Regions from separate parts of the Homo sapiens genome. Here region 1 is linked to region 2. The links are chromatin loops, found by intact Hi-C in ENCODE. Cell type or tissue: Calu3. All regions are shown on one strand. Links, peaks and the distances in the headings refer to the core of each region. The heading gives the core; the rest is flanking DNA.

Region 1 (16,521 bases), core at 4,940-12,939, 260 kb before region 2:
TACATACAAAACCAAACAATTGGAAATTATAATAAAATAACACTACTTATAATAGCATCAAAAATAAGAAATACAATAAATTTTGAAAAAAAATGTGCACAGCATATAAACTGAAAACAACAGAACATTTCTGAGAAAAACTAAAGATCTAAATAAATGCAGATACAGTGCTTAAAAGGCATTAAAAGATTCATAGTGTTAAGGTGTCAATTCTCAAACTTACCTATACAGACAACAAAATTGCCATTAAAATTCCAAAAATTTCATTCTAAAATTTATATAGAAATGCAAATAAACTCCAGAATAGCTAAGACAATTTTGAAAAAGAACAAAGTTGGATGACTTTACCTGTTTTCAAGACTTATTATACACTAGAATGTTAAACACACTGTGTTGGTATAAAGACAGACACATAGATCAATGAAACCTCACAGAGTTCAGAAATGAACCCACACCTTTTTTTTTTGAGATGGAGTCTTGCTCTGTCACCCAGGCTGGAGTGCAGTGGCGCGATCTCGACTCACTGCAAGCTCTGCCTCCCGGAACCCACACTTTTATGACTAGTTGATATTTGACAAAGTTTCTAGGGCAATTCAATGAGGGAAAGGATTGTCTTTTCAGGAAAGTGTATGAAAAAATTGAATAACCATAAGCAAAAAAAAAAAAAGAAACAAAAACACAGTAAATTTGGACCCGTGACCCTTACGTCACAACATAAAAATGAACTGGAAATGTATAATAAACTAAATGTAAAATAAAAATCTGTAAAATTTTTTATAACAAAGCACAAAGGAAAGTCTTAGTGATCTCCTATTAGGACATAAAACGCACACACTTTAAAAGAAAAAAAGTCAATAAATTAGACTTCATCAGAATTAAAAATTTTGCTCTTCAGGTGAAAATGAAAGTTCAAACCACAGACTACAAGAAAATATTTGCAACACATATATCTGACAAGGATTTGTATCCAGAAAATACAAAAAACTCCCACGACTCAATAATAAGGAGACAACTTAATTATGTTATTTATCTTATTTGATTCTCACAATAACCCCGTGAAGTGCATCAGTAGCCCCATTTTGGATAATAAAATTATTGCTTAGGAATGTTGTAAGCCTAAGTCACATAGTAAGTGACAAAAGAAGTTTTCAAATCCTGTTCTTTCAGATTCTTAAGCTCAGGTTTTCCTGAGCTTAAGTAGCACCAAAGTACTACTTTTCAGAAAGCTATAGCAACCAGATTACATCAAATGCTTTATAAAAGGAATTGGTATAATTAGGCATCAAGATCCCTCAAAACACACACACATACACACACCAACCACACACACATACCTCCCCCTCACAACCCCAACACAAATACCACACACACACACCACACACACACACACCACATACACTCCCAGACACAAACCCTCCAACACACCACACACACTCACACACACATACCCCCAACATGACAAACACTCCATGCACCACACACATACACCACACACATACATATGCCCCCACACACAACACGCACACCCTCCTATGCACACATCCCCACCCCCATACACCACACATACACACACACACACACACCCCACATCCCCTCCCACACACTCCACACACAGCCCCCCGCCACACACACACACACACACTTCTTCCATAATTTTCAGTTATTTCCTTGGAAGAACCATGGTTAACAGACCTCACTATGAAGAATCTGTTTAAGATCTTCCAAAATTCTTCACTGGCTAAATTGAGGAAAGCTATTCGTGCTGTTTCCCAGTGCTAAATGAAAATGCAAGACCCTCTGTTTAAAAACTGTTAAGAATCTTAGGATAGAAACAGCAGAGTGTTAAACAAAGCATGGTGCCTTCTCAATGCCCTGTGTGTGCTTCTGTCTATAGAGATCAGCACTTGTCCAGGCCTGTAGTACCGGCTCCTCATATGGCTGAGGTGGGAGGGCTGCTTGAGCCCAGAAGTTCTGGGTTGCAGTGAACCATGATCACACTACTAAAGTCCAGCCTGGGTGACAGAGACCCTGTCTTCAGAAAATAAGAAGAAGGATTTTAAAATAGGAAATTGGCACTTGGCGATAACAGATGTAATGTTACTTTGTCATGAGCTATATAAGGCTCTTTCTATGAGATTGTGAACCCATTGAGGGTTTTGGGGATGCAACTGAGTTTGCAACTAATTATGAGATAAGGGAAACATTGGTCAGGCAGACGCACGGATAGAATTACAAATCATCGCCTTTATCAAAGCTAAAGTTGATATTGAGAAACTTGGGAGCATAGAGAGAAGGTCTGATTGCCTGGCTAATGGTAATACACTCTAAAAGAAAAGCTACTCAGGGGGAGGTTACAAGATGGCCAAACAGGAACAGCTCCAGTCTACAGCTCCCAGCGTGAGCGACGCAGAAGACAGGTGATTTCTGCATTTCCAACTGAGGTACCAGGTTCATCTCACTGGGGCTTGTCGGAGAGCGGGTGCAGCCCATGGAGCAGGGCGGGGCATCACCTCACCCAGGAAGCTCAAGGGGTCGGGGAATTCCCTTTCCTAGCCAAGGGAAGCCGTGACAGATGGTATCTGGAAAATCAGGTCACTCCCACCCAAATACTGCGCTTTTCCAACGGTCTTAGCAAATGGCACACCAGGAGATTATATACCGCGCCTGGCTCAGAGGGCTCCACTAGCACAGCAGGCTGAGATCCAACTGTAAGGCGGCAGTGAGGCTGGGGGAGGGGCATCTGCCATTGCTGAGGCTTGAACAGGTAAACAAAGCAGCTGGGAAGCTCGAACTGGGTGGAGCCCACCCCAGCTCAAGGAGGCCTGCCTGCCTCTGTAGACTCCACCTCTGGGGGCAGGGCATAGCTGAACAAAAGGTAGCAGAAACTTCTGCAGACTTAAACTTCCCTGTCTGACAGCTTTGAAGAGAGTAGTGGTTCTCCCAGCACAGAGTTTGAGATCTGAAAATGGACAGACTGCCTCCTCAAGTGGGTCCCTGACCCCTGAGTAGCCTAACTGGGAGACGCCTCCCAGTAGGGGCCGACTGACACCTCATACAGCTGGGTGCCCCTCTGAGACGAAGCTTCCAGAGGAATGGTCAGGCAGCAATATTTGCCATTCTGCAATATTTGCTGTTCTGCAGCCTCTGCTGGTGACACCCAGGCAAACAGCATCTGGAGTGGACCTCCAGCAAACTCCAACAGATCTTCAGCTGAGGGTCCCGACTGTTAGAAGGAAAACTGACAAACAGAAAGGAAATCCACACCAAAACCCCATCCATATGTCACCATCATCAAAAACCAAAGGTAGATAAAACCACAAAGATGGGGAGAAACCAGAGCAGAAAAGCTACAAATTATAAAATCAGAGTGCGTCTTCCCCTCCAAAGGAATGCAGCTCCTCAGCAGCAATGGAACAAAGCTCGATGGAGAATGACTTTAATGAGTTGAGAGAAGAAGGCTTCAGACTATCGGTAATAACAAACTTCTCCGAGCTAAAGGAGGATATTTGAACCCATCGCAAAGAAGCTAAAAACCTTGAAAAAAGATTAGATGAATGGCTAACTAGAATAAACAGTGTACAGAAGACCTTAAATGACCTGATGGAGCTGAAAACCATGGCACGAGAACTATGTGACGCATGCACAAGCTTCAGTAGCTGATTTGATCAAATGGAAGAAAGGGTATCAGTGATTGAAGATCAAATGAATGAAATGCGATGAGAAGAGAAGTTTAGGAAAAAGAGTAAAAAGAAACGAACAAAGCCTCCAGAAATATGGGACTACGTGAAAAGACCGAATCTACGTGTGATTGGTGTACCTGTAAGTGACGGGGAGAATGGAACCAAATTGGAAAACACTCTTCAGGATATCACCCAGGAGAACTTTCCCAACCTAGCAAGGCAGGCCAACATTCAAATTCAGGAAATACAGAGAATGCCACAAAGATACTCCTTGAGAAGAGCAACTCCAAGACACATAATTGTCAGGTTCACCAAAGTTGAAATGAAGGAAAAATGTTAAGGGCAGACAGAGAGAAAGGTCGGTTTACCCACAAAGGGAAGCCCATCAGACTAACAATGGATCTTTTGGCAGAAACTCTACAAGCCAGAAGAGAGTGGGGGCCAATATTCAACATTCTTAAAAGAATTTTCTACCCAGAATTTCATATCCAGCCAAACTAAGCTTCATAAGTGAAGGTGAAATAAAATCCTTTATAGATAAACAAACGCTGAGAGAGTTTGTCACTACCAGACCTGCTTTACAAGAGCTCCTGAAGGAAGCACTAAACATGGAAAGGAACAGACAGTACCAGCCACTGCAAAAACATGACAAATTGTAAAGACCATCAATGCTAGGAAGAAACTGTATCAACTAAATATAACCAGCTAACATCATAATGACAGGATAAAATTTACACATAATAACATCAGAACTCACCCGTAAATGATGAGTTAACGGGTGCAGTACACCAACATGGCACATGTATACATATGTAACAAACCTGTTCGTTGTGCACATGTACCCTAGAACTTAAAGTATAATAAAAAATAAATTAATTAATTAAAATAAAATAAAAGAAAAAGAAAAACTACTCATACTTCATAATTGGCTAAATGCTCCAATTAAAAGACACACACTGGCAAATTGGATAAAGAGTCAAGACCCATCAGTGTGCTGTATTCAGGAGACCCATCTCATGTGCAGAGACACACATAGGCTCAAAATAAAGGGATGGAGGAAGATCTACCAAGCAAATGGAAAACAAAAAAAAAAAGCAGGGGTTGCAATCCTAGTCTCTGATAAAACAGACTTTAAACAAACAAATATCAGAAGAGACAAAGAAGGCCATTACACAATGGTAAAGGGATCAATTCAACAAGAAGAGCTAACTATTCTAAGTATATATGCACCCAATACAGGAGCACCCAGATTCATAAAGCAAGCCCTTAGAGACCTATAAAGAGACTCAGACTCCACACAATAATAATGGGAGACTTTAACACCCCACTGTCAACATTAGACAGATCAACAAGACAGAAAGTTAACAAGGATATCCAGGAATTGAACTCAGCTCTGCACCAAGTGGACCTAATAGACATCTACAGAACTCTCCACCCCAAGTCAACAGAATATACATTCTTCTCAGCACCACATTGCACTTATTCCAAAATTGACCATGTAGTTGGAAGTAAAGCACTCCTCAGCAAATGTAATTGAACAGAAATTATAACTAACTGTCTCTCAGACCACAGTGCAATCAAACTAGAACTCAGGATTAAGAAACTCACTCAAAACCGCTCAACTACATGGAAACTGAACAACCTGCTCCTGAATGACTACTGGGTACATAACGAAATGAAGGCAGAAATAAAGATGTTCTTTGAAACCAATGAGAACAAACACACAACATACCAGAATCTCTGGGACACATTCAAATCAGTGTGTAGAGGGAAATTTATAGCACTAAATGCCCACAAGAGAAAGCAGGAAAGATCTAAAATTGACACCATAACATCACAATTAAAAGAACTAGAGAAGCAAGAGAAAACACATTCAAAAGCTAGCAGAAGGCAAGAAATAACTAAGAACTGAAGGAGATAGAGGCAAAAAAAACCCTTCAAAAAAACCAATGAATCCAAGAGCTGGTTTTTTGAAAAGATCGACAGAATTGATTGACTACTATCAAAACTAAAAAAGAAGAAAAGAAGGAAGAATGAAATAGATGCAATATATAATGATAAAGGGGATATCACCACCAATCCCACAGAAATACAAACTACCATCAGAGAATACTATAAACACCTCTATGCAAATAAACTAGAAAATCTAGAAGAAATGGATAAATTCCTGGACACATATACCCTCCCAAGACTAAATAAGGAAGAAGTTGAATCCCTGAATAGACCAATAACAGGCTCTGAAATGGAGGAAATAATTAATAGCCTACAAACTAAAAAAAGTCCAGGACCAGACTGATTAACAGCCGAATTCCACCAGAGGTACAAAGAGGAGCTGGTACCATTCCTTCTAAAACTGTTCCAATCAATAGAAAAAGGGGGAATCCTCCCTAACTCATTTTATGAGGCCAGCATCATCCTGATACCAAAGCCTGGAAGAGACACAACAAAAAAGAATTTTAGACCAATATCCCTGATGAACATCGATGCAAAAATCCTTGATGCAAAAATCCTCGATAAAATACTGGCAAACTGAATCCAGCAGCACATGAAAACAATTATCCACCACGATCAAGTTGGCTTCATCCCTGGGATGCAAGGCTGGTTCAAGATATGCAAATCAATAAACATATTCCATCATATAAACAGAACCAAAGACAAATCCACATGATTATCTCTATAGATGCAGAAAAGGCCTTTGACAAAATTCAACAGCCCTTCATGCTAAAAACTCTTAATAAACTAGGTATTGATGGGACATATCTCAAAATAATAAGACCTGTTTATGACAAACCCACAGCCAATTTCATACTGAATGGGCAAAAACTGGAAGCATTCCCTTTGAAAACTGGCACAAGACAGGGATGCCCTCTCTCACCACTCCTATTCAACATAGTGTTGGAAGTTCTGGCCAGGGCAATCAGGCAAGAGAAAGAAATAAAGGGTATTCAATTAGGAAAAGAGGAAGTCAAATTGTCCCTGTTTGCAGATGACATGATTGTATATTAAGAAAACCCCATCATCTCAGCCCAAAATCTCCTTAAGCAACTTCAGCAAAGTCTCAGGGTGCAAAATCAATGTGCAAAAATCACAAGCATTCCTATACACCAGTAACACACAAACAGAGAGCCAAATCATTATTGAACTCCCATTCACAATTGCTTCAAAGAAAATAAAATACCTACTTACAAGGGATGTGAAGGACCTCTTCAAGGAGGACTACAAACCACTGCTCAACAAAATGAAAGAGAACACAAACAAATGGAAGAATATTCCATGCTCATGGATAGGAAGAAACAATATCGTGAAAATGGCCATACTGCCCAAGGTAATTTATAGATTCAATGCCATCCCCATCAACCTACAAATGACTTTCTTCACAGAATTGGAAAAACCTACTTTAAAGTTCATATGGAACCAAAAAAGAGCCTGCATTGCCAAGACAATCCTATCCCAAAAGAACAAAGTTGGAGGAAACATGCTACCTGACTTCAAACTATACAAGTCTACAGTAACCAAAACAGCATGGTACTGGTACCAAAACAGAGATATAGACCAATGGAACAGAACAGAGCCCTCAGAAATAATACCAAACATCTACAACCATCTGATCTTTGACAAACCTGACAAAAACAAGAAATGGGGAAAGGATTCCCCATTTAATAAATGGTGCTGGGAAAACTGGTTAGCCATATGTAGAAAGTTGAAACTGGATCCCTTCCTTACACCTTATACAAAAATTAATTCAAGATGGATTAAAGACTTAAATGTTAGACCTAAAACCATAAAAACCCTAGAAGAAAACTTAGGCAATACCATTTAGGACATAGGCATGGGCAAGGACTTCATGACTAAAATACCAAAAGCAATGGCCACAAAAGCCACAATAGACAAATGGGATCTAATTAAACTAAAGAGCTTCTGCACAGCAAAAGAAACTGCCATCAGAGTGAACAGGCAACCTACAGAATGGGAGAAAATTTTTGCAATCTACTCATCTGACAAAGGGCTAATATCCAGAATCTACAATGAACTCAAACAAATTTACAAGAAAAAATCAAACAACCCCATCAAAAAGTCGGCAAAGGATATGAACAGACACTTCTCAAAAGAAGACATTTATTTATGCAGCCAACAGACACATGAAAAAATGCTCATCATCACTGGCCATCAGAGAAATGCAAATCCAAACCACAATGAGATATCATCTCACACCAGTTAGAATGGCGATCATTAAAAAGTCAGGAAACAACAGATGCTGGAGAGGATGTGGAGAAATAGGAACACTTTTACACTGTTGGTGGGACTGTAAACTAGTTCAACCATTGTGGAAGACAGTGTGGTGATTCCTCAAGGATCTAGAACCAGAAATACCATTTGACCCAGCCATCCCATTACTGGGTATATACCCAAAGGATTATAAATCATGCTGCTATAAAGACACATGCACACGTATGTTTATTGTGGCACTATTCACAACAGCAAAGACTTGGAGCCAACCCAAATGTCCAACAATGATAGACTGGATTAAGAAAATGTGGCACATATACACCATGGAATACTATGCAGCCACAAAAAAGGATAAGTTAATGTCCTTTGTAGGGACATGGATGAAGCTGGAAACCATCATTCTGAGCAAACTATTGCAAGGACAGATAACCAAACACCACGTGTTCTCACTCATAGGTGGGAATTGAACAATGAGAACACTTGGACACAGGGTGGGGAACATCACACACTGGGGCCTGTCGTAGGGTGGGGAGAGGGGGGAGGGACAGCATTAGGAGATATAACTAATGTAAATGATGAGTTAACGGGTGCAGCACACCAACATGGCACATGTATACATATGTAACAAACCTGTTCATTGTGCACATGTACCCTAGAACTTAAAGTATAATAAAAAATACATTAATTAATTAAAATAAAAGAAAAGAAAAAGAAAAACTACTCATACTTCAGCGATGGAACTGGAGACCCAACCTGCTCACAGGGGAAAGGCTTTTAAGCCTAAAATTAGAGTGAATGAGAAAGGGTATAGTTTCTCTGCCAGCAGAGAGTCCTCAAAGCAGAATTCTGAAAGAGGGCTACACTGTGTTCAATACTTTGTTTCCTAACTTACCAATTATTGGGGCCCGTCTCCTGCCCTGGGGGAATGACCAGGAAGGATGACACAGGAGGCCAATTGTGTTACTCTAACAGAGGTCGCTGCAAATACAAACAGAAAACAAGGGGTACGTTCTACCCTCCTCCAACAGAGGGCAGCATTCACGGCGTAGACCTTATTCTATCTCCAGTCTCAGCATCATGCTCAAAACGTATTTGTTAATCAAGTTGTTAACTGTCGGGTTGATGACCTCCAAAGAGATACCAGCTTTTAGAGTCAGGCCTGATGTTCCTCTCTAACTTCACGCCCCGAGGCAAGTAATCGAGCCTCTTTGATTTCATCAACTGAAATCCAGATGGTAAATACCTAGCTCACAGGAGCCTGGTGAAGGTTAATGTCTGTCAAGAGCTTATCCCAATGCTGGTGGGAGGGAGAGAGGCGTTCAAAGAGGCGAGCTCCCCTCTTCTTTTTTCTAATAAAACCTGCTCTCAGAAAAAAAAAAACATCTAGTATACATCATTGTCATTTATGCTTCCTCCAATGAATTTTCCTCTCAGGGCTTTTTTTTTCTTCCTGTTTCAGCCCCTTCCCTCAGTGTTATGAAAGGCTAATTCAGTCACTTGTAGTTAGCAGCCAAAGAAAAAGAATTCAGGAGGAGGGTGTCTTTCTGGAAATCAGGTGGAAATCAGGATCTCTCTGGAGTATGCTGTTGTCATTATTTTCAATTCCACCCCCTTCCCACACTCCACGTCTGTTTCATGCTAAATTCTTTTTCTCTGAAGGATTGTCAAGGGGACATATGTCCCTTAGATGGCAAGAGGGATATGAAGGATAATGGGAAATGGGGAAAGAAATAAGAAAGATTCGTGTCCTGATTGCATTGCCTCTAAAAACAAATGAAATGGGAGTCAGGATCTGTGACTTTGCATTGCGAGGTTTAGAGAATTGAAACCTAACATGCTTGCTTTTAATTGCTCCTTAATGGTGTACAGAATTACAAGACATTAAATTACTATAGAGGAGTGCAGACAGAATTACTTTATCTGAGTAAAGTCACCTTTAGCTTTTTAAGTTAGCCATTAGGCAGCCTAAATGCTAGAAGACGCCACAATTACTAGTTTTGTTGAAAGCACAGTGGAATATATTCCTGAAGAGTTAGACCCCACCCTCAGCTAGATATCATGAGAAAAGCAAATGCCAAATACCTGTGCCACTTTGCCTGAGGTGCCTAGTATATATCAACTCTATTGCAAGGAAATCGGTGTAAGAGAAATTAAAGCTGCAAAGGGAACTTGAGAGCCACATAGAAGCTGCTTTGTATAGTGGAAATGACACAGCCTTTGGGAACAGGCAGGACTAAAATTGAATCCCAATTCTATTTCCTTGTTGAGAGACCTTGGGCAAATATTTTTCCCATTAAGTAGAACGAATACTGACATGGTTCATGGCTTTTGTAGTGACTGAATGAGCTGCTTCATGGTGGGTGGTACTGCAGACTAGTAAAGTGAGTAGGCTTCCAACCTAGAATGCCTGGTTTTGAATTTTGCTTTGCTGTATGACTAGCAGTGTGACCTCACTTAGTGTGTCTCTTATTTCCTCATTCATAAATAAGACTATTAACGTTACCTATTCTATACAGTTGTGAGAATTAAATGAGCTAACGTATATACAGTAGTGTGGAACTTAAAAAGGACTTAAGAGGCTGGGCACCATGGCTCAGGACTGTAATTTCAGCACTTTGGGAGGCCGAAGAGGGTGGATGGCATGAGGTTAGGGGTTCGAGACCAGCCTGGCCAACATGATGAAACCCTGTCTCTACTAAAAATACAATAATTAGTTGGGCGTGGTGGCACGTGCCTGTAATCACAGCTACTCGAGAGGCTGAGATACGAGAATCACTTGAACCCTGGAGGCGGAGGTTGCAGTGAGCCGAAATCGCGCCATTGCACTCCAGCCTGGGCGACAAGAGCGAAACTCAGTCTCAAAAGAAAAAAAAAGGACTTAAGAGTCATTAACTGTTATGTAAAATACCTACTACTAGAGGGCTGGATTCTTTCTCCTTTTCTTCCTCGTAATTTTATCCATCAGAACAAAGGTTTCACAGCAGTTTAAATGATTTGAGGAGGTCTAAATAAATATTTCTTCCAAAATCATTTCCCCAACAGTCTAAAACAACCATTATGAGTTACTTTGGTTACAGGCACTGTATCCCCCATTATAATAGAAAACACCTAATCTAGAGAGATACATTATTGCACTATTCTTACATCGACATTATCAACTTCTGCAGATTAATTTCATCAATAGAGTTCCAACTGTTCAAAAAGTCCAAGAATGGAGATAAAACCTTGAACAGGTAAGTTTTGAGGAGATCATAGGAAAGGACAGAGAAATGAATGAGCTGGGAGAAATCTGGCTTGGATTTTACAAGGCAGTGGAGGAACCCCTGCATCATCATGGGGAATTGGGGTGATGTCAAATATATGTGGGATTTAACTTTGTATTCTTAAAACAATATATGCCCATTTTCCCCACCCCCCATGTAGGTGGATTGTTTATCTTGGCTATTCTGAATAATGCTGCAGTGAACATGAGGGTGCAGATATCTCTTCAAGATGCTTATTTCATTTCCTTTGGATATATACCCAGAAATGGGATTGCTGGAACATAAGTTGATTCTATTTTTAGTTTTTGAGAAATCTTTATACTGTTTTCCACATTTATTCCCATATTCTCATTTACATTACCACCAACAATATACAAGGATTCTCTTTTCTCCATATCCTTGTCAAAATTCGCTATCTTTTGTCTCTTAAAAAAAATACGCATTCTAACAGGTGTCAGGTAATATTACATTGTGGTCCTGATTTGCATTTCCCTGATGATTAGTGATCTTAAGCATAAAAATAATTAATGTTTCTTGAAAGCCACTTTGTATAAGCCAGACACTATTCGAAGCACTCTGAATGTACTGATTTCTTTAGTCCTGTGAGGTCCTATTATTCCAATTTTATGGTAGAGAAAATTAAGACAAAGAGAAATTAAGCTTGTCTAAGTTCATATAGGTAATAAATGCATGAGCTGGCATTGCAAACCAGGCATTCTTGTTGTTCCCAGTGTCTTCACCATTTACCAGTAAGTTCTATTGCTTCTTCACTAAGATATATTGAAACAAGTGACAGTCCATTTTCTTCCATATTATTCATACTACCTCCCTTTTTTATGCCTTGAGATACAGTTTAGTTGGTACACTGGTACAGTTAGTGGTTTCTTTCATGGCCATGGCATTGATTGTAGTAACTATGAGCAGTTCATGCAAGACTCCAGCACATCCAGGTAAAAAATAGAAAAGAGAGCTCAACACTTTGAGCTAATTACATGCTGAATGTTTTTTTTCTCCTGCTGAGTTGATCGAGTTTTCAACATAACTGCTGCCTATACATAACTGCTGTCTGTTTGCGTGCCAGTGAACGTGAGGTTTTTATTTTCCCTAAGTAATCTACTCCTTGCGTGTCATTGAAAGTGACGTTACAATGAATCTATCAGTTCAAGCAATATTATTATTTTAAAAACACATGGTGATCTGGAGGATTTTGTGGTTTTCAAGTAACCTGTTTTATTAATTAATCATAAGTGTTGTCTGGTGTTGATTAAATTTCCATGGAGAAAGAGATAGCATAGGATATGCTGGATATGTCCAGAATCACACAGTAAAAGCTAAGTCAAATAAAGCCTAATTATATTAGCTAATATTTGAGTACTTTTTATAAATCAGAAATTGACCAGGTGGATTCCTATAGACATTAACTTATTAAATAATCTCAACCTTAAGAGGCTATACTGTTTAGATACACATTCTATGGGAAATGTTGGTTTAGAACTATTATTTAGAATTATTGGTGAGAAACTGAGGTTTAGAATAACTAAATTATTTTCCCTGGATTAAATATATGTTGTGGGACCAGAATCTAAACCAATTATGCTTGGCTGCAGACTGCAAACTCTTAGATTTACTCTAGTCTATCTCTCTAATTATTTGTAGTATGGTTATGAGGATATTTCATATCCCAAATTCTGCCTCAATGGCTCAGTGATCTTCTCTGAGAATAAATTGTGATAATTATAAATCTTAACTACTCCATGAAAGACACCAATGAGAAGAATCATAAAGTAATGTGTAATGCTGAAGTGGGTTCTGCCGAGGTAGGATGCATTATTCATGCTGTTCTCTCACCTTCCTTTGTCCATATATTAAATATGCATTTGCTTTTCAAGATTAAGTTCAAAGTAACTGACAACCTCTTTGATGTTTGTCATAATTCTCCATTTCTTCCTTTTAGTAGAAATTGTACCATTTCTATTGTGAACTGATGTATGCATATATTATGAATCCCATGTACATATATTGTGAACTCAACGTATACAGGCCAATCTTGGCACTGATAACTCTTTATTACAATTCTTTGTTTATCTATCCCTGTTTCTAGACAGCATATTCCTAGAGGAAAGCCACCATACCTCGTTCATTTTTGTGTCTCCAGAACCTAGCACAGTAATAAACATGTATTAGTAATGTATTGTTATTTGTTGAATCAATCCATCAATCTATAAACCGTTAGTGGGAAAACAGACTGCAATAGTGACATATGGGTCGTTTGGCTCTGGAAGAGTGGGTTTAGTGGGTTGTTACATATAAATGTCAATCTAATTATTGTGTACTTTTCAAACACACTATTAGTGTGTATTTTTCAAACACACTAATTCGTAGTGTTTGAAAAATAAAAGACATCATTTTACTTCTTGTCTTTTCAGGCTGTGTGTCCCCCCAAATATCATCTCGAATTGTAATCACCACATGTTGAGGGAGGGACCTACTGGGAGGTGATTGGATCATGGGGGCAGATTTCCCCCTTGCTGTTCACTTGCTAGTGAGTGGGTTCTCACGAAATCTGGTTGTTTGATAAGTGTCTGGTACTTCCTCCTTCTCTCTCTCTCTCCTGCCACCATGTAAGATGTGCCTTCTTTTCCCTTTGCCTTCTGCCATGGTTGTAAGTTTCCTGAGAGCTTCCAACCATGCAGAACTGTGAGTCAATTAAACTTCTTTTGTTTATAAATTACCCAGTCTTAGGTAGTATCTTTTAGCAGTGTGAGAATGGACTAATACAGCTCTGCATGTCAGTTAGATGAGATTTAGTGGAAGAGAGTAAAGTGATGTGATGATATTACTTGGAGAGACTCATGGCAGAAATGCTTGATTGTTTTGAGACAGTGAAGGTGGAGGTTCTAGTGTGTGGTCTGTGAAAATATGGATGTAGTGGGAAGACAGTGACACAGAGGAGTTCCTGCTAGAACAGTCCTGTGGTATTGATGATGGTGTTACTCAGCAGCCCCTGTACCAAAGTCTTGCCTTCAGTAGACACTACCTTGAAGGAAACTGCAAATGATTATTCCAAGTAATTATTTTGCCATTCTGCACAATGGGTGACCCCTGTTGCATTCTCTAATGACAATGGATACTCATTGTGTTTGAAAGATGTGTTTCTTTGATATGTTTTTCTGGTTACAAGGCATCTGTGCTATATTCCCTATCTTCTCCAGCACCATCCCCATGAAATACAATTCTGAAGTTCACTTATTTGTAATAAGATAACCTGTAAAAAAAAAAAAATCCTATTAAACTAACAAGAACGAATTGTATTGTTTCTAACTAGATATCCTAGCAAATAGGTTAATTATTAAAATAAGTGGTTGTCGGTAACACACACTCAAGAAAAGGGAGATCTCAGGTTGGTACTGACCTAATTAAATTTGAAGACAGTGGGTATCCATTGTCATTAGAGAATGTAACAGTGGCTGCCCATTGCACAGAGTGACAGATTGTTACTTGGAATAATCATTTGTGGCTTCCTACAATGCACTGTCCATGGAAGGCAAGGCTACGGCACAGGGGTGCCGAATAACAAACATCATCATGAAGTGTACAGAATAGACTGGTAATTCATAACTGTGTAGGAGGATGTTAAAATTTAAAGCATAAACATGTGGTTTTAAATTCTTAAAATGCAGTCACAGAACTAAGGAGTTTCTATAACTGTCCTAAAAGTACATCGCTCTTATTATAAGAGTACATTACCTCTTATTGCTGCTGATTTGATGGAGACTATAATCAGATCCAAAATGTGATCTTTCAGATTACTGAAATACAATATAGGTTAAATTCTTAGCCAGGCCTCCTACATGAGAATTAGGGTATTGATTGGGAAATAATGACACTCTGAAAATTGGAAGAAGAACATCTGCAATGATTTGGATAACTTTTTATACCTTAAACCTCCCAATTCCGCTGAAACTCCTTTGCTGTCAGAAACCTCCCCTTTTGGAGCTGATTCTTGTCATTAACTCTTATCTAACATCTACCAACTGTCATTGCCTCTAAGCCTAAATGTAGAGGCAGATTCTAGTGTTCCTGGGGTTAAGGAATAAGGTATTACAAAGTCAAACCTGAGATGAGAAGACTTGCACACCAAAACACTCCAAGGTTTTGCTAATACGTGTCAAGAAAAAGCATGGATAATTATGTAAGGACAGATTCTAAGGGAGATACAGTCAGTATTTTAGACTGGGCTTAATTTATTGATATAAATACTTTTGCCCAAAATTCTGCACTCAATGTGCTGGGTGGAGCAACTCATGGTTCTGGTTGTTGGTCTTGTTGGTTGGCTAAAATCTGTATTCAACTGGGGAGTAGACTAAGTGAAATCAAGACATTAGAATTCCTGTGATCATGCAAAAAAAGAAATAAATAGGTTTAAAGACATTGAATTTGTGTAGTTAATCTATTATATGTGAGCCATTTACCCACACTTTATATCCCCCGAGAGATCAAAGAGAACATTCTCTTCACTACAAGACTGGGAAGTACATTGGTGAGCAGAGCACCACCCTCTTAGAAAAGCAGGTGTACTTTGGATAAAGGGAGGAGGCACTGCCATTGAACGGGCCCCCTCATTGTAATCAAAATGATGATATCTCTGGGTGGCACTTAACCAGCTGAGGCAAGATGAAACAGCTAGCAATAATTTGTGGCAGGGCTCAGGAAGTAAAGATGGTAGCTTGACCATCAGGGATCTTTGCATGATGCAGTGGCTATCATCAGGTTAATGGTATTCCCTGGAGCTGTGCAACAAGGTGGTATCATTTCTAGGAATGATAGATATGGTAGTCCACTAAGATTCTAGTTCCTCTGTATGACAAAAGCAAATTCAGTCATGTGTTGCTTAATGATGGGCTGATGTTCTGAAAAATTATGTCCACAGGCAATTTCATCATTGTGTGAACATCCTAGAGTATACTTATACAAACCTAGATGGTGTAGCCTACTACACCCCTAGGCTGTATGGTATAGCCTAGTGTTCCTATGCTTCAAACCTGTGCATCAGGTGACTGTACTGAATACTGCAGGCAATTGGAATGCAAGGGTATTTGTGTATCTAAACATAACTAAATGTAGAAATAAATACAGCATAAAATATGAAAAATGACACACCTGAATAGGGCACTTACCATGAACAGAGCTTGCTGGACTGCAAGTTGCTCTGGGTGAGTCAATGAGTGAGCGGTAAGTGAATATGAAGGCCTATGATATTACTGTATACTACTGTAGACTTTATACACATGGTACACTTAGGTTACACTAAATTTGTAAAAATATTTTTCTTTCTTCAATAACAAATTAAA
Region 2 (16,521 bases), core at 4,706-12,705:
GAGTTCCTTTAAAGCCAATTAAAAAGTCTATGTGAAAAATAATTATTCTTGCTGCACTTTATACAAATAATCAGGCCAATTATAATAAAGTAAATCAGTCTTACCATCAATTGTCTTTAGTAAAAATAGGAAACTGGAGAGAGAAATAGTATGTTTCAAGAACTATGGTAAACTTGTTATTAAATTCTAGTCTCATCTGTTGTTTTAAGTTTGTTTCTGCAATTTAGGCTAATCCTGCTTATTCCTGTGAACCAACCAGTGATCTCTGACTGCTGCTCAGAAGAAACAAGAAGGATGGGTAATATAAAAATCTGGATTAGTATTCTAATGCTGGGCACATTACAATCAGCTAACAACCCCATACCAGCTTAGTTCCAACAGTTGCCCAGTTCATAAAAAGCCTTCTAATTTAGTTTACTTGGAATAACTTTATTTTGCTTTACTTTTATGGAATATATTGCTGTTCTACTCTTCGTGCAGGAATACAGGACAAGCTTACTGAATGTTTTAAATTGAACACTTATTAATCTTCCAGATAACACCTCTTGTCGAAACTCGAGTCGTAAACGGCCCTCGCCATACTGATGCTTTCTGATTGAGCTTCTGTCTACCCTGAACACAAGAGACCCTAATAGTTAGGCAGGAATATCATCATTCCTATTCAGCCTGAAGAAGTTACAGAAGATGAATCTTTGTCCATCTGCAACCCTTAGGATTAAGGGTTCTGTTATAAAAGGGAGGGTGGAAATGTCAGAGGCATGTAAACCAGAGCAACTCCAACTTAAATAGGAGATGGGTGAAATGAGGCTGAAACCTACTGGGCTGCATTCCCAGACAGTTAAGGTATTCTAAGTCACAGGATGAGATAGGAGTTCAGCACAAAATACAGGTCAAAAAGACCTTGCTGATAAACAGTTTGCAGTAAAGGAGCCAGCCAAAACCCACTAAAACCAAAATGGCCAAAAGAGTGACCTCTGGTTGTCCTCACTGCTACACTCCCACCAGCACCGTAACAAGTTTACAAATGCCATGGCAACGTCAGGAAGTTACCCTATATAGTCTAAAAAGGGGAAGCATGAATAATCCACCCCTTGTTTAGCATACCATCAAAAAACAACCATAAAAATGGGCACCAGCAGCCCTCGGGGCTGCTCTATGGAGTAGCCAATTCCTTTATTTACTTTCTTAATAAAGTTGCTTTCACTTTGCACTGTGGACTTGCCCTGAATTCTTTCTTGCACGAGATCCAAGAACCCTCTCTTGGGGTCTGGATCAGGACCGCTTTCGGGTAACACTGTGAACTCAAAACATCTGAGACAAGTCTCAGTCAATTTAGAAAGTTTATTTTGCCAAGGTTAAGGACATGCCCATAACACAGCCTCAGGAGGTCCTGATGACATGTGCTCAAGGTGGTAGGGGTACAGCTTGGATTTTTACATTTTAGGGAGATATGAGACATCAATCAGTATGTGTAACATGTACACTGGTTTGGTCTGAAAAGGTGGTACAACTCGGTCTGGAAAGCCAGGAGGGGGCTTCCAGATCATAGGTAGATAAGAGACAAACTATTGCATTCTTTTGAATTTCTGATTACCTTTTCATCGAATACACAATTTATAGTCACTTATGCCTTAGTCTGGCTTAGTGAAACAACAGGGCAAAGGAAGCAATCAGATACGCATTTGTCTCACATGAGCAGAGGGATGACTTTGAGTTCTGTTTGTCCTTTGTCCACAAGGAACTTCCTGGTGGGCACATTGTGAGGAAGTATGTAGCTTTTTTTTTTTTTTTTTTATCTTCATAGCTATCTTATTTTAGGAATAGAATGGGAGTCAGGTTTGCCCAGTGCAGTTCCCATTGGCTTGACCTTTTCCTTTGGCTTAGTGATTTGGGGGTCCTGAGATCAATTTCCATTCACAGTACTCATGACCAAATCCAGCTTTGCAAGCAACCATGTCTTGCAAATATAGGTCCTGATTAGAACATCAAAATTTATCCATAAAAGCAAACCTTCATCAGTATTATATGCCAAAACAGGGTGAACACAATGATTACAAAATTGAAGATGTGATTAGCTGGATTCTTTGGAATGCATCTGAAGAGTCTTCTGAAAACATTTTGAACTTTTTGAAAATACCTGATAAAGGTCTTCTTAAACCAGATGGCAGCAGTAAATAATGGATTACATATACATACACACACACAGTCTCTTTTCTCCTACCATTTTGTAAATATGATGCAATTAGGTTAATATGTGTTTTAAGCAGCATCAAACAAGTTTGTTGAACAGAAGACTAGTGAGATTTGGGCCAGGAAGTAATTCTAAGCATTGAACTTTATCAGAGAACGTAGTGGTCCACCTCCATCAATGACTCTATAAATGTAAGCTTCTTAATACTATGGTCCTGTAAATTCACATTCAGTATCTACTTCTAAGCCTCTGGCATCCCCAGTGAAAGGAGGCTGAAGAAAAAGCTTTATCCAAAGGCTGCCTGGGGCCTCACATAATACAAAGCTGGGTCGGGTCTACAAAAAAGGTGGAAAGACCACGTTTATCAGCCAACAACAACTAAGTTAACACACACTGTACATGTTCATCAATCAGTATCCCCCGTAGCCCAGTTATGACCACTGCTTAGGAGCTTCTCATGGCCAATAAAAGACATGGCTGTGAAATGATCTGAGTAGGTCAGAAGGATTCAAGAGAGTTCATACCAAAACTAAACAAACAAACAAAAAGCAGAATTTCATTGGTTACAATCTCACCTTTGTCTAAGACCTAGCAACATGCAGTCACATTTTTAGCACTGGCAGATTACAAACAATGAAAAATTTCTCCTTCAGGAGAAATTGCCTTGTTTATACAAATAAATCTATTGATTTTATTTTGAATTTATTATTGCTTATATTTCAATATAATATATTGAATAATATATTATATATTATTCAATAATATATTATATATTCAATATATTCAATAATATATTATATATATAATAAATATAATTTATTATTGCTTATATTTCAATATAAGCAATAATCCATGGACAGCATTAATACAAGTGTTAAGAAAAATATAACAAAATTAGCAAAAGTGACAGAATGACTCAAATTTGGAAAACATCATTAAGTGATTATGAACAATCAAATCACCTCTCAGATAAAAGCACTGGAGTCAATATTAAAATAACTAAATGATTACTGGAATCCAAAAAGAAAAACAGAATTAAGATTTGTTTTAAATTTTGGATTGCTGTTGTATGCCTCACTTACCTTGATGATTTAGTTTAATTCCTGCATCAGATGTTTTCAGTTAATGTTTTTACTTCCTAATTTTGTATGTTCTCAACCAACTTCAGTTTGGGCATTCTGAACTCAATACTTGAAACATGTAAGTCTGTTCTAACATTGTTGCTTCTCTATAATGAGACCTATGTATAGATTCCAATCAGCAACTAAACCTAAGTTGCCATCTGTATATATTACTAATATAAATATATTGAACATACATATAGTTACATTGTTACATTTATCCAAAATATCCTGAGATTTAAAAATCAGTTGCCACCTATTAATGACCTGAAATATTAATATACATGTACGTTAGTATATAAATCTAGTCACAAAAATAGTCATACACAAATCTAATTTCTAACTGTTACCTAAAAAGCAGGTTAGTATATAACATTATATATGTAATCTGTAGATATAATGTTTACATTAAGAAAACAACTTTTGGCTGGGCTCAATGGCTCGTATCTATAATCTCAACAGTTTGGGAAGCAAGGGTTGGAGGATCACTTGAGGCCAGGAGTTTGAGACCAGTCAGGGCAACACAGTGAGACCCATCTCTACAAAAATAAAAAGAAAAACAGCCGGGCTACTGGCTTGTTCTTGTAGTTCCAGCTACTCAGGAGGCTGAGGTGGGAGGATGGCTTGACCCCAAGAGCTCGAGGTTACAGTGAACTATGATCCCCACTGCACTTCAGCCTGGGCAACAGAGTGAGACCTCAACTCTAAAAACAAAACAAAACAAAACAAAACAACTGTCATGAAATAAAAGAATCATAACTGTTTCCTTAAGCAGAATATAACCAACTATACCTTATTATGAAACTAAAACTCAAAACAACTAAGATAAGAATAAAGTCTGATACAATTTTATAGATAATAAACACCGTAAAAGCAATGAAATGTGTTGCCAAGCACGGCGGCCTCAGCATTGGCAAACATGGTTCTAGCCGTGGGCATGGTATAACCTGCCAGCATGTCCAGCAAGCCAGAAATTCTTTGGATCTTAGTTGTCAAATTTTTTAAATTAGGAAAATGATCATGCTGATCTCTAAGAAAACTGAAACATCTGTTAGCAGTTTACAATTCTATGAAAAATAGAGAATCTCAGCTATAAATCATAAACGACAAAGGTGGGAGGAATACAATATATTACTCACTTCCTATATACAAATATCAAAACTCTAATTGAAATACTAAGGATGAGTAAGTGATCGCTCATCACTCTCCACGCTATGAGTAACAAAATCCCCTTGAACATTTTTAGCAGAATCTCCATCTTCTTCCAAGTGTTTGATTTCTTTTCCAGTCCTTCCCCACCGCCAGCACCTGTTCTGTTACCTAAAATAAGGCATGTTTAAATGAATAAATGCTTGCTGAATGGGCAACATCTTCCAGGAAGGAAAATTCCTCACTTCCTATGCAGAGGCAGGAAAAAGAAGAACAAGAAAGTTATCTCCCTAGGTACAGCTGACCAGCAGGTCAAACAGGTTAAACACCGAGCAAACAAAAAAATAGTGATAAATAAGAATTATTCACTCCATTTCTTATTAGCTTATCTTTGTCATTTCCAAACACCATCTTGTACATAATATATCAATTTACCAGGAGACCATAAACCAGGAAATATAGCCAAATCTATCCACTGGCTGCTTTATTTCCCCCACCATAAAATAACATCTCTAAAACTCAAACCTAAAAGGCTTAAGTAGAACTATCGGTTTTATTATTGTCAAGCAAAATAACATTTCTAATGCAGTAACCCAGTGAAAAGTGAACATTTACACTAGAATGGGTAATCTCAGGATGGCTCAGAGAATTGTTCTCTGTACATAAGCAGTTAATCTCTCAGAATTTGAAGTTTATTAAGCTAAACGGCTTGATTCTTTTTTGCATTTCTCGAATATGTACTTTTGAATCCAATCTGATTCAAACCTTTAGACTTCCGCTGAAAAGAGATCAAAGTTGTGTCAATTTTGCAGACATTGTCTTGCATACGAGAGAACTGAGAACCACAGTGAGACTCAGGACAGGAGATGGGTTAGACTGCAGTGTAGCAAAGACCAGTGAGCGAGAACTTTTGCAGTAGAGCTGTTTTTAGAATTCCGGAATGGGATTTAATCAGTACTTCAGCATGAATCTAAGGAACTTTATCTGTTTAAGTACAAAATAAAAGTCAACATAAGAGCCAATATTGAAGAATGTGAACCTTAAGTGGTAGCTCTTCATTTGCATTCAAGAATAACTTTCGTGCAGCAATCACCCCCACCTGGCCACACCAAAAAGAGTAAGAAACTTAAGACCGAATATAAAGCAATGAAAAGGCCACGACCATGTTGAAAATAGTATTAATAGGATCCAAGGAATAACGCAAAAGTAAGGCAACGTAGGAAGTTTTTTAGGCATTTCCATTTTCAAAAAACATCCTGAGAGATCCTTTTAAAACCTGGTAATATTTAAAACTAGACTTATAAAATACAGCAACCCAAAAATCACTTTGATTTATGTGCCAAAATCAATACACTTAACCATGCAATATATATATATAACTGACTTATGTGTAACTCTAATTAAAATACCCCAAACCACTAATTTCATTAAAATAGAACTAAATGCTTATATTGTAAAATATAAAAATAACAGATCGACACAATAACAAACACCTATTTATTATATTAAATACAAGCCTGAAATATTAAGTACAAATTACAGATTCCAAGAAATTACATTTCACATCCCAAAATGTCCTGTTGGTGCTTTGACAACTAAAACAATGTTTTAGAAAGATTTTGTTTCAGATCCTAAAAAATAGCAACAATTTGGGGATAAAAATAAGTAAAATCCAAAACTTCAAAGTTTATTCCAAATTCTTTTGAATCCCTATGGTGGCTGTAAACAGTTTTTAAATGCTCATAGCTTCAAGGAATGTGAGTATCACAGTTTATATGAATTTCTGCCTAGGAAGCCCAGCAATGTTACACAGTAGTTTCGTGTTTCCATAATCCAGTCCTAACATTGCCAGTGCTATCGGTACCGAGCAAGGGTCCCTCCTGCCCATTGCTTTTAATTGGTCCATTCTGAATGGCCAAGTTGAGGCCATAAGATTTTTGCTGATTTTCAAGTTCAACCACAGCTGGCTTCCTTAACGCATCTTTTTTACTAGTGGTTGAAACTGGCTTTTCAAAATTTCTGCTACTTTTGGGAAGTGTGCTACAAGCATCGCTGCTGTCTTGCTGGGGTGGGTTGTACTGTCTCTCTCTGTAGGCTAAATAAGCTCTTCGGCTCCTCGAGTGTCCTTCGTTATTGCCCAGCCGGCTTTTAGGTAAGCCGTTCTGCACGCTTCCTTCCACGCTCGTTGGGACATCGTAGGCATATTCTCTCAGGACTGTGAGTCGGCTTGCCCGGTGTCCTTTACTTCTGTTTTTATGGTGGCGGCTTGAGTGCACATTTGTTCGAAACTGAACTTCTAAAGGCGCCACGTGCATTTTAATATCATTGTCCATTGAATGTTCTGTCAGACTATTATCAAGCTGAGGGGTGGAGTTCAAAGGTAAAGAATTGGCATGGCACTGAGCTGCAGCCGCCTGCAAGTTTGTTAATTTGCAGCCCTGGGAGGAATTTTTGAAGCTTGAAGCACTTTTGTTTGTGCATGAAGACTCCGCACTGCTATTGGGGCATTTGGGTGCCTCTCCATTCGTCCCATTAGAGTTGGGGGGCTGGACGTTGACTTGCACTGAATACGAGCTCCGTCCTGGGCAGCAAGTCATGATCCACGCAAGTCTAACATCCTCCCTATTAACACAATGGTGGACCACGAAGAACGCACTGAAGCTTAAACTTGTGGCTCCAAAAACGAAGCTAAAAACCAAGTCCAAAGGGTAATACAAAGAAACAGCCAAAGCCCCAAACATCCACAGTGCAACATATAAGAGCAAAGTAAGGCTGGCCCCCAAGAGCTGAGAATGAAAAGTGTGCTCATTTTCCAAGGCTGATGTAGAAATCAGAGACAAAGACATTGAATCCTGATGATTTATTTCGCCATTTTCATTGGCTGCCAATCTCTGTTGCTCCTCCGTGGGCTCCTTAAGCTCATATTTGCGCTCAGGGTGTCTTTTCAACTGAATAAATATGCTCAGAAAGTACATGCAGTTTACAAAAGTGATGAAGCTGGCTGGCCCATAGAAGGCTCCCAAGGAGGGTTCCCATGCCATCCAGCAACTGGAAAAGAAAATGGTAAACCAGATCGATGCTACATGTTTCAACAAATTATCTACGAAATTGCAATCACCTGTAATGCCTAGAAAATACTTAAAAGAGAAACAACTGGGTCAAGTACACAGAGAATATAAAATACTCACTAGGGTGCGTTTGGCCGACTGCCGTAATTCTTAATGTTCGCTGCTGCAGTTATGCCGCAAACAATGATGGGGATACCACCACCAATCAGGTAAAATCTAGAAGGAGGAATCACAGGAAAAACCACTCATCATTCCATTTCTTAACATGTATCTCTCATAATGTCTCAGTACTTCAAAAGTCATTCCCTGAAGATTAATTATTATCTTTATTCCAATAATAAGCTGAGAGTTAAGTTGGGAGGCTGATTTATTAGCAGTAATGTGTTTTTATTTTGTTTTTTAGATTTCTTGTTTTAAAGCACAAGGTCTAGTAAGTTTCTGAGTAGAGGAAAGCTGATCGGCTTCTGCCACCTTGTGGACAGGCAAAGTAACACTCTGAGCCTGCTGGTAGGATTTCAGCTTACTTACTCTTACTTTTTTTTTTTTTTGTAGCAGGAACTGGCTTCTTTTAGATTCAGCCGGTGAACTGAAAAGTGCCTTAGTTCACACAAGAAATGTAATGACATATTAATTACTGACTAATGTTCAGCTCAACCTGCATGTCCCAGGACTGCCCACTGCTGTGTATCTCATCGCCAGTCCACTGAGATTAAGGTAAGGAAGGTATCTGGATCCCAGCAGCTTCACAGAGTGCAGAGGCCCTACCTGACCCCTTTTCCAAAGAGAGGTGGGGACAGCAAGGGAAATGATGGTGCAATAAAAACTGATTGAAACAGAGCAGTGACTGGTCCTACAAAGAAAAACTCTGTGCTCATCTCTGAGCTCCTTGATCTCTCTGAAAATAAATTTCCATTCTGGGTAAGTCAGAATCTTAATTTTGCGTTTGCTCCTTCCTGAGACATGGCCCCAAATCTTGCACTGGGTGGATAAAGGCAATATCTCTGATACATTTGTCCATATATTGTTTCTTCCTTGTACCTAGTTACTAAAATCCTTTAACATGATGTTAGTACTGCTGAAAACTAATTACCCTATAAAACTATAATTCTGCCTTCTATTCCACAGATTAGAGAGATGCCAATAATACGTGACCTTCCCCTTCTTCCTGCTGTACTAATTCACATCTGCTTCTTACCTGAAAAGAAAGTATTATTTCCAAAATTAATCTTGGGTCCTATCACCCTCTCTGTCTTCTTTCAACGCCCCCTACCCCCGTTCTTGTTATCAAATAACCCTATTTTGCATCTTTAAAATCTTCTCTATTGCTTATTTCTAGCATGCTTCTCTACTGCTTATATATATATATATATAAAATACATATTATATATATATAATACGTATTATATATATATAATACGTATTATATATATATATAAAATACGTATTATATATATATAATACGTATTATATATATATATAAAATACGTATTATATATATATTCAAGTTTCCCCATCTTCTAAAACTTTCCTTGAACTACCACTTCTTTTCTCTCTTCCTTCTGCCAACGCTGGTACCACCACTTTCTCGCCTTTATCACCTTATTGTCAGCTGTACCCACTCACCACCATGATGCTAAAAATGTCCTCTCTGGGGTCAGAAGAATCTCACTGGCAAATCTCGTGTCCCACCCTCCAGGTAGGCAGCAGTGTTGCTCAGGCTTCCATAAGCTCAAGGATATGGGGGAAGCAGGGCTAGAGGGCGGAGCTTGAGCTGTCTAATGCAAAGAGGATACTTGTGTGTCATTTGGGGACTGCAGAGAGTTTGAAGCACCAGCTGCCTTTTCCTTAACTCTTTATCTTTCTTCTCAGAACCTTATAGGAATGAACAGCTGCTTAAGGTTAAGATTCCCAAGTTTCTAAGCCAAACACCATCATCTCTCATTTCTCTTAATAGAAGTGAGGGAGGTGTCAAATCTCATCCTACAACATAACTCTGGGGCCACGGAGCACCCCTGCTGCTCCTTGTCAAACACAGAACCACTCTCCCACAAATCATCCATGTTCTCGGGTGTTCTCTTTCTGCAGCCAAAAATCCAGTGACTTTTTCCACGGCCCATCTATTAAACATTAATAAGGTCCAAGTATCGTTCTTTTCTTAACTAACTTCTCCCTGGGAGTTCCTATTCATTATCATGGCTTCAGTGACCACATAAGGAAATGTCTCCTGCTCCTCCTAGACAATCTCTAGCTTGTCCTCTCTGCTGAGCCCTGGACTTCTAAAAAATGTAAACATTCCACAAGAAAGTACTGAGGAGCCTGCCACCCCATTTCCCCTCTCCATGTCTCCCCCGCCCACCTGCCATTTCTGCTTTTCCTATCTTATTTCTCAGTTGATGGAAACACCCTCCGTCAAGGCACGCTAGCTAGCTAGAATAGACAACTTGCAGCCATCTTCAAATTTCTCTCCCTCACACAACTCTCTTAAATCCAGCTGGACATCAATCCTAGAGAAACTGCCTCAAGCCTCTCAAACTTGTGTCCTCTTCTGTGTTCTCCCTGACACTGTTCTGGTCTTCATGGGGGCTGCCCTAATAACCTCAGCAGAATTCCTTGTTCTTAGGAATTCTGATTTATACTCCATACTAGAGCCATAGCTATCCTTCTAAAATGACACCATGTCAGGCCACTCCCTTAGTTAAAAATCTTCAGTGGCTGCCCACATTTTAAATAGGACACACAAAGGCCTCAAAGCCAACTTTCATCCTGAATTCCTGCTACTTGACACCAAACATCTGAGGCTCCAGCCAAACTGCATTCCTCAAGGTTTCCTCAGCTCACTCTTCACTTCTACACTTTGTCATGATCACAGTAAAGTTCACGCCAGTGGTCCAGCATTTCCTAACAACCCCCCGCCCCCAAAATTAATGGCTTCTTTCTTTACATTTTCAAAGAACCTATCTCCACTATGCTTCTCACACAGCGCAGTCAGTGCTCATGCCTTTCTCCTCCTGCAGACTATAAACTCCCAAAGGGCAAGGGAGTCTTCTGTAAATCCCTGGCCCAGGGCCAGTGACATATCAGGCATTCAACAAGCTTGGTCATCACTGATAGATTTTATTCATCCAGCATGATAATCCATTTACCACTTTTCATATTATAATGGATAGGAAAAACACACAAGTCTTCTTGTCCTTTGCATAGAATAATTAAACTGATACATACTTGAGTATGACATAAGACCTCAAGGAAATAAAAACAGCTGACAGTTTCATAGAGCCGATTATATGGCCAATCCCCTCTTAAGTGCTTTGCCCATTTACTCATTTATTCCTCACAACTCGAGGATGGGAGAATCAGCCCCACTTTTGAGATGATCTTGGAAGGCTCAGAGAGGGTACAGAAGTTGTCTGAGGACTCGCAGCGGGAAGGATGCCTGAGCCATTTTCAAAACCAGGCAGTCCTGCATACAAGTCCGTTCTTTTACTTCCCAAAATTCACTCAGCAATTTTGTTATAATTTATGATTATGCTTCAATGAAAGCAAACAAAACAATTAATACAACAAAGATATGAGATACCTGAGCATTGGTCTTGGTGGAGGTGGTGGTTCATCAGGATCCTGGCATCTTTTAGCTTTTTTAGTGACTTGTTTGTAGATATTTCGAGCTGTCACTCCTACCCATAGTACTGTGGCAAGGGTGGAATAGTGAAGAATTATCCCAACCTACAAGGAAGATCAAAGAATAAATAAAAGAAAAAAAATGTTCCTACTAAGGCTTACCTCAAAATTGGTAAGTAACTCAGAAGTCTGATTTGAAAGCAGCAGGAAGGCCTATCCTAATAATCAACTCTGTTGCCTGCTAAGGCAACACTGTGTTCTAATAGACATGTGACAGGGAATCACAATCCTCAAATACACAAACCAACAATTGGCTCTAGGAAGCCCACAAACTACCATTTATACCAAAGACGACCCTTAATACAGGACAGAACTGGCTCCCAGACATTAAACCAAAAGTGTGTTTTTCATAGATGTGACATTATACATTAGAGTTCATTTTCTTTTTTTTTTTTTTTTGGGACAGAGCCTCGCTCTGTCACCCAGGATAGAGTGCTGCAGTGTGATCTCGGCTCACTGCAACCTCTGCCTCCTGGGTTCAAGTGATTCTCCTGCCTCAGCCTCCTGAGTAGCTGGGACTACAGGTACGCACCACCACGCCTGGCTAATTTTTGTATTTTTAGTAGAGAGAGGGTTTTGCCATGTTGGCCAGGCTGGTCTCCAACTCCTGACCTCAGGTGATCCATCCACCTCAGCCTCCAAAAGTGCTGGGATTACAGGCATGAGCCACCATGCCCGGCCTAGAGTCCATTTTCTAACATTCTTTTTAAGGAGGAATATACAGAGGGCACAGGTTAACTACAGGGTGAAGGCCACAGCACACACAGAATAAGTTCCAGAGTAAGAGACCTGAGATATGATTCAGAGCTTTTATACACTGTAACAATCACAAAGCAATATAATAATATATTGATGGTTAAGAGGGTGAACTCAGAAATGAAATTTTCCTTGATTTTTAAACTGGTATTCACCTCTTACCTGCTGGGTGATCTGAGCAAAGTCACGTAAGACCTAAAGTGCTGGCTTCCTCACTTGGGAACCAAGAGTAATATAAAAGTACTGTGAGGTTAAGTAAGATGGTCCACATTAAGCATTTAGCAAATCGCCTAGTGTGTGACAAGCAATTAGTAGAAATCACTATATTATTACTTATTAAGAATGTGATTTTGAGGAAATAATGCGACCTCTCTGAAATTAACTTTCCTCAATTTAATAGTAGAAAATTATCAATCGCCACCTCTAGGGGTTTCGTAGGAATTGAATGGACACAATTCATGGGATATAATAGGTGCTCAGTAAGTATAGGATAACTGCAATATATGCAAATGATACACTTACAGTTTCTATTTATCACATGACCTATACATGAAGCAACTCTAGTTGAGGATGAAATTCTAGATGAAGATGTGAGGAAATGAGAGAAGCTTAAATTTTAGTTTAAGAAAAGTAAATGTCATATGTCACTGGAGTATCAAGGACATAATCCAGCTTTCTTAACCAGTAACTTGCTTTTTTTTAATCACTGCTTTTTTATATAATTATGAAATTCCAAGAAAAAATCTGTCATTCTAAAGGGATGCCTCTCCAACCTCAAGAAAATCAAAGGTCGATAATAAAATTATGGACCACTGTCCAGAGTTTATTTTAATGAGAACCAATCTGCAGCAAACACTTGGTGACCTGAAAGCCCAAATCTTCTTTTGCAGGAGAAAGCCAGGGTGGCCCCTCTCCAGATAAACCTTGCAGTGGCTCTGAGGTGCTGGGAGGTGGGATCAAGTTTGGCCCAACTACAAACGTCAGAAATGATCGTCTTAAAAAGAAAAGTGGCTTCATGGTTCCCATTAGTTTTGCTGACTGCGCTGTGAAAGCAAAATTTATAGACAGAAGTGGAACAGAAAGCATAAAATAACCCTTTTGAGCTATCAAGTCACACCAAATACTGTAAGTAAAAATAGTATAAATGAATTTGATGCATAGAAACCAATAAATTCAAAACAAATCAGATGCTGACTCAAAATGGTCAACTCTACTATTGCTGGAGGTGTCTCTGACACAAAGGTCAAAAGAATGAGGTAGGGCTCTAAAATACAAAAGTAAAAATACAGGTTAAAGGCAACTCCCACATAGGAGGTGTCAAACAAAGAATTTTCTACAGGGGACAAAACACATCTTTAGGCACTGAAGTGTTTTCTATGGCATTTCTAAATTTCCAGAGGAGGTTTACTCTTAAAGATACTGAAGCCTGATTATTACCAATAGTGGAATTTTAGGGGTATGATGACATCTGCTAACACAGTCAGGAAAGCAAATCACTAAATATTCTACAAATTTCAGAAAAAATGAGTGATTAAAATCTAGTAGGAAAGATTTTTTAATCTTTTGGAATGTAGTACTTCCTACTGTATTCTCCATCTCACACTTTGTCTACATGAAATACAACCTTGCTATCACATTTTCTTCCAAATAAATCAGAGATGTACATGGCAATTCTGTAAATTATCTAGAAGTAATCTAATTCATAAGGCATGTAAATAATTACTATTATTAACTAATGTTAAATGCAGTAGATTATTACTCAAGAAAGCCACCTTACCTCGGGACACTAATTTCCAAAGTTGTAAAATGGGTATAAAATAATTATCCTAAAAAGTTCCACTCTATGTATTTGTTATCTAACTGTAAACTCTCACATACTAGAGTTCATTTAACAACCAATACGCCTACAGCAGTGCATTATGCATAACAATTGTGCCAAAAAATAAACTTTATGATGAATACAAGCATATAGATGATGAATATGTAAACAATTAAAATATTAACAGCTTCCATTAATAAATGCCTGCTATGTATCCAAAAACATATTCTTGCATGTGATTTCACTTTATCCTTTTATCATCACCATTAGGTCAGTGTTAATCTTGAGATATGAAAACAGAGACTAAGACTGAGAGAAGTCACCCACTAGAGATTACACAGTCAATAGTACGGCTGTCATTCAAACTGAAGTTAGATGGTTCCAAAGCCCTTGCCCTTTCTTCTCCCCTACGGTGTCCACTACTAAGTACTAAAGCAGAGTGATGGGGGCTGAGAGGCACTCGGAATCAAACGGACTAGCATTTGAATCATGCCTCTGCCACCTAATGGTCCTAGTGACTTAGGGAAGTTATTTCAGTTGTCTATGATTCAGTTTATATAGTTATAAAATACACAAAGAAAAACTACCTCCTAGGGTTAATATGAAGGTTAAGACATAAAACATGCACAGTAGTTGACAAGTAGAATGGTCTTAATATTCACTGATCAGATTTTTCCAAATACATCTCTTGTGCCATTGCAGCAATCCTCTAAATAACAGATCTCAAGGGCACCTAACAAGGGTGGGTGGCACTACATTTAATAAATTCAATCATGGATTGGTGGAGCAACAAGGTATCTTAGATAAGATCCAGCTGAATCCTTTTATGGCAGAGCTAAGAAAACCAAGGACCAAAAAATTAACAACCAATTATTTGGCAGTGTATCATGAACCAGAACACAGATCCCTTCCAGACTTGAGTCAACGGCCCTTGCACTTCGTCACTCAACTTCTTAGTTCTCCTTCAGCACCTTTAGCAAAAGAGAGTTAAAGGCCGTAGAAAGCACCTAAGGTCCTACCTGAAATGAATTTAGAAACCAGAGTGAGAAGTACCTGGCTGGTAGCACCTTTAATAACTTCAAGCAATCACTGTGAGGGAAGAAACTACATTACAACCCATTTATACTGTTCATAAAATATGTAAGCTCGCAAAGGGAATAATAAAGACAAACTGCACATAAAAACATGTACACATGAGGGCTCAGGTTGTCAGAGGTAAGAACCTTAACAATCATTTAACTTAACTAGCCTGACCCATTTTATAGAAGAAACGTTAAGCCCCTACTAGGTTAAGGGACTATTCACATAAGCTGTTCTGGCAGGACACAAAATTAGAACCCAGCTACTAGGATCTGGAATCCTAGACTAGTCCTTTTTGCATTCTACCACTCTGCTCTCGGCCGGTGATTACCTGAATTGAGTATTACAGTGACAAAGTGAAGCAAAGAATGTCTGAGTCAGAAATATAAGAATGATGCTATGTCTTTCATCAAAGGGAAACACATTATAAACATAGAAGAGAACGACAATGAAACGTCTAGACTTGCCTTTCCCTTTTGTAAACCTTTAATGGCATTTGTTCTTGAAGCCCTAAAAACTCATTGCAATTCCTCTCTTTTTCCATTTAGAAATGGTAGAAAATTCCACTCAGGACAATGAAAGGCAGTCATCTTTACAACAGCGTCTTTCCATTCATTTCCTTAGTGAAATAAATTTATGTGTCTGCTTCAAGAAATCAATGAATACTTTTAGACACAATGAAGACCTTTATTGCCACTGTGTGCTGAGTACTCTCCTAATAGAGTCAAAATGGCTCCAGGTTTGAATGCCTTCTAATGTGCAGACAGAGGCTTCTTTTTGTTCATTCACCCAGTAAACATTTGCCCAGCATCTATTATGGGTCAGGCCTTGTACTGATCCCTGGATAAGCACCAGTGAATCAACTACTGTAATTCTTTTTTTTTTTTTTTTTTTTTTTTTGAGATGGAGTCTCGCTCTGTCATCAGGCAGGAGTGCAGTGGTGCAATCTCGGCTCACTGCAACCTCTGCCTCCCAGATTCAAACAATTCTCCTGCCTCAGCCTCCTGATTACCTGGGACTACAGGCGAGCGCTACTACGCTCAGCTAATTTTTGTACTTTTAGCGGAGATGGGGTTTCACCATGTTGGCCAGAATGGTCTCGATCTCTTGACCTCGTGATCCGCCTGCCTCAGCCTCCCAAAGTTCAACTACTATAATTCTTATGCTTGTAGAGCTTGGAGTCCAGGGAGAGCTTAGAGTTCAGAGATAGTTAAACAGTAAATCATAAAGTTTCATAGGCAGTATGGAATTTTAGTAAGGACCTGATATGATTTAGTTGTGTCCCCACCCAAATCTTGAATTGTAGCTCCCATAATTCCTATCTGTCATGGGAGGGACCCAGTGGGAGGTAACTGAATCATGAGGGTGGGTCTTTCCTGAGCTGTTCTTGCGAAAGTGAATAACTTTCATGAGATCTGATGGTTTTATAAAGGGGATTTCCCCTGCACATGCGCTCTCTTGCCTGCTGCCACGAAAGACATGACTTTGCTCTTCCTTTGCCTTCCACCATGATTGTGAGGTCTCCCCAGCCATGTGGAACTGTGGGTCAATTAAACCTCTTTCCTTTATAAATTACCCAGTCTCGGGTATGTCTTTATTAGCAGCATGAAAACAGAATAATACAGGTCCACAGAATAACACTGGGGGATACAGGAACAG

Evidence for each region. Peaks named below come from ENCODE experiments on the same cell type or tissue, not always from the same donor. Only the 100,000 strongest peaks of a DNase experiment are listed, where the experiment ranks them.
Region 1: it touches region 2 in a loop (4-fold over the local background); 15 of 110 quality-filtered maps call a loop at or near these places.

Annotation. Positions count from the first base shown.
Region 1 is chr4:22,120,717-22,137,237 of GRCh38, forward strand. No RefSeq gene overlaps it. Among named protein-coding and RNA genes, the nearest start is that of KCNIP4, 180 kb to the left of the region's middle. In Calu3, for the core only: a CTCF peak has its summit at 8,900 (motif pointing right); a DNase peak (open chromatin) is centred at 8,925.
Region 2 is chr4:22,381,439-22,397,959 of GRCh38, forward strand. ADGRA3 (adhesion G protein-coupled receptor A3) reads right to left here. Exons shown (of 19, transcript NM_145290.4): 17 at 11,107-11,252; 18 at 7,650-7,745; 19 at 5,938-7,509. The coding sequence ends at 6,267. Among named protein-coding and RNA genes, the nearest start is that of MIR12115, 130 kb to the right of the region's middle. RefSeq lists an enhancer at 3,855-5,054. In Calu3, for the core only: no CTCF peak of the experiment used is centred there; a DNase peak (open chromatin) is centred at 8,013.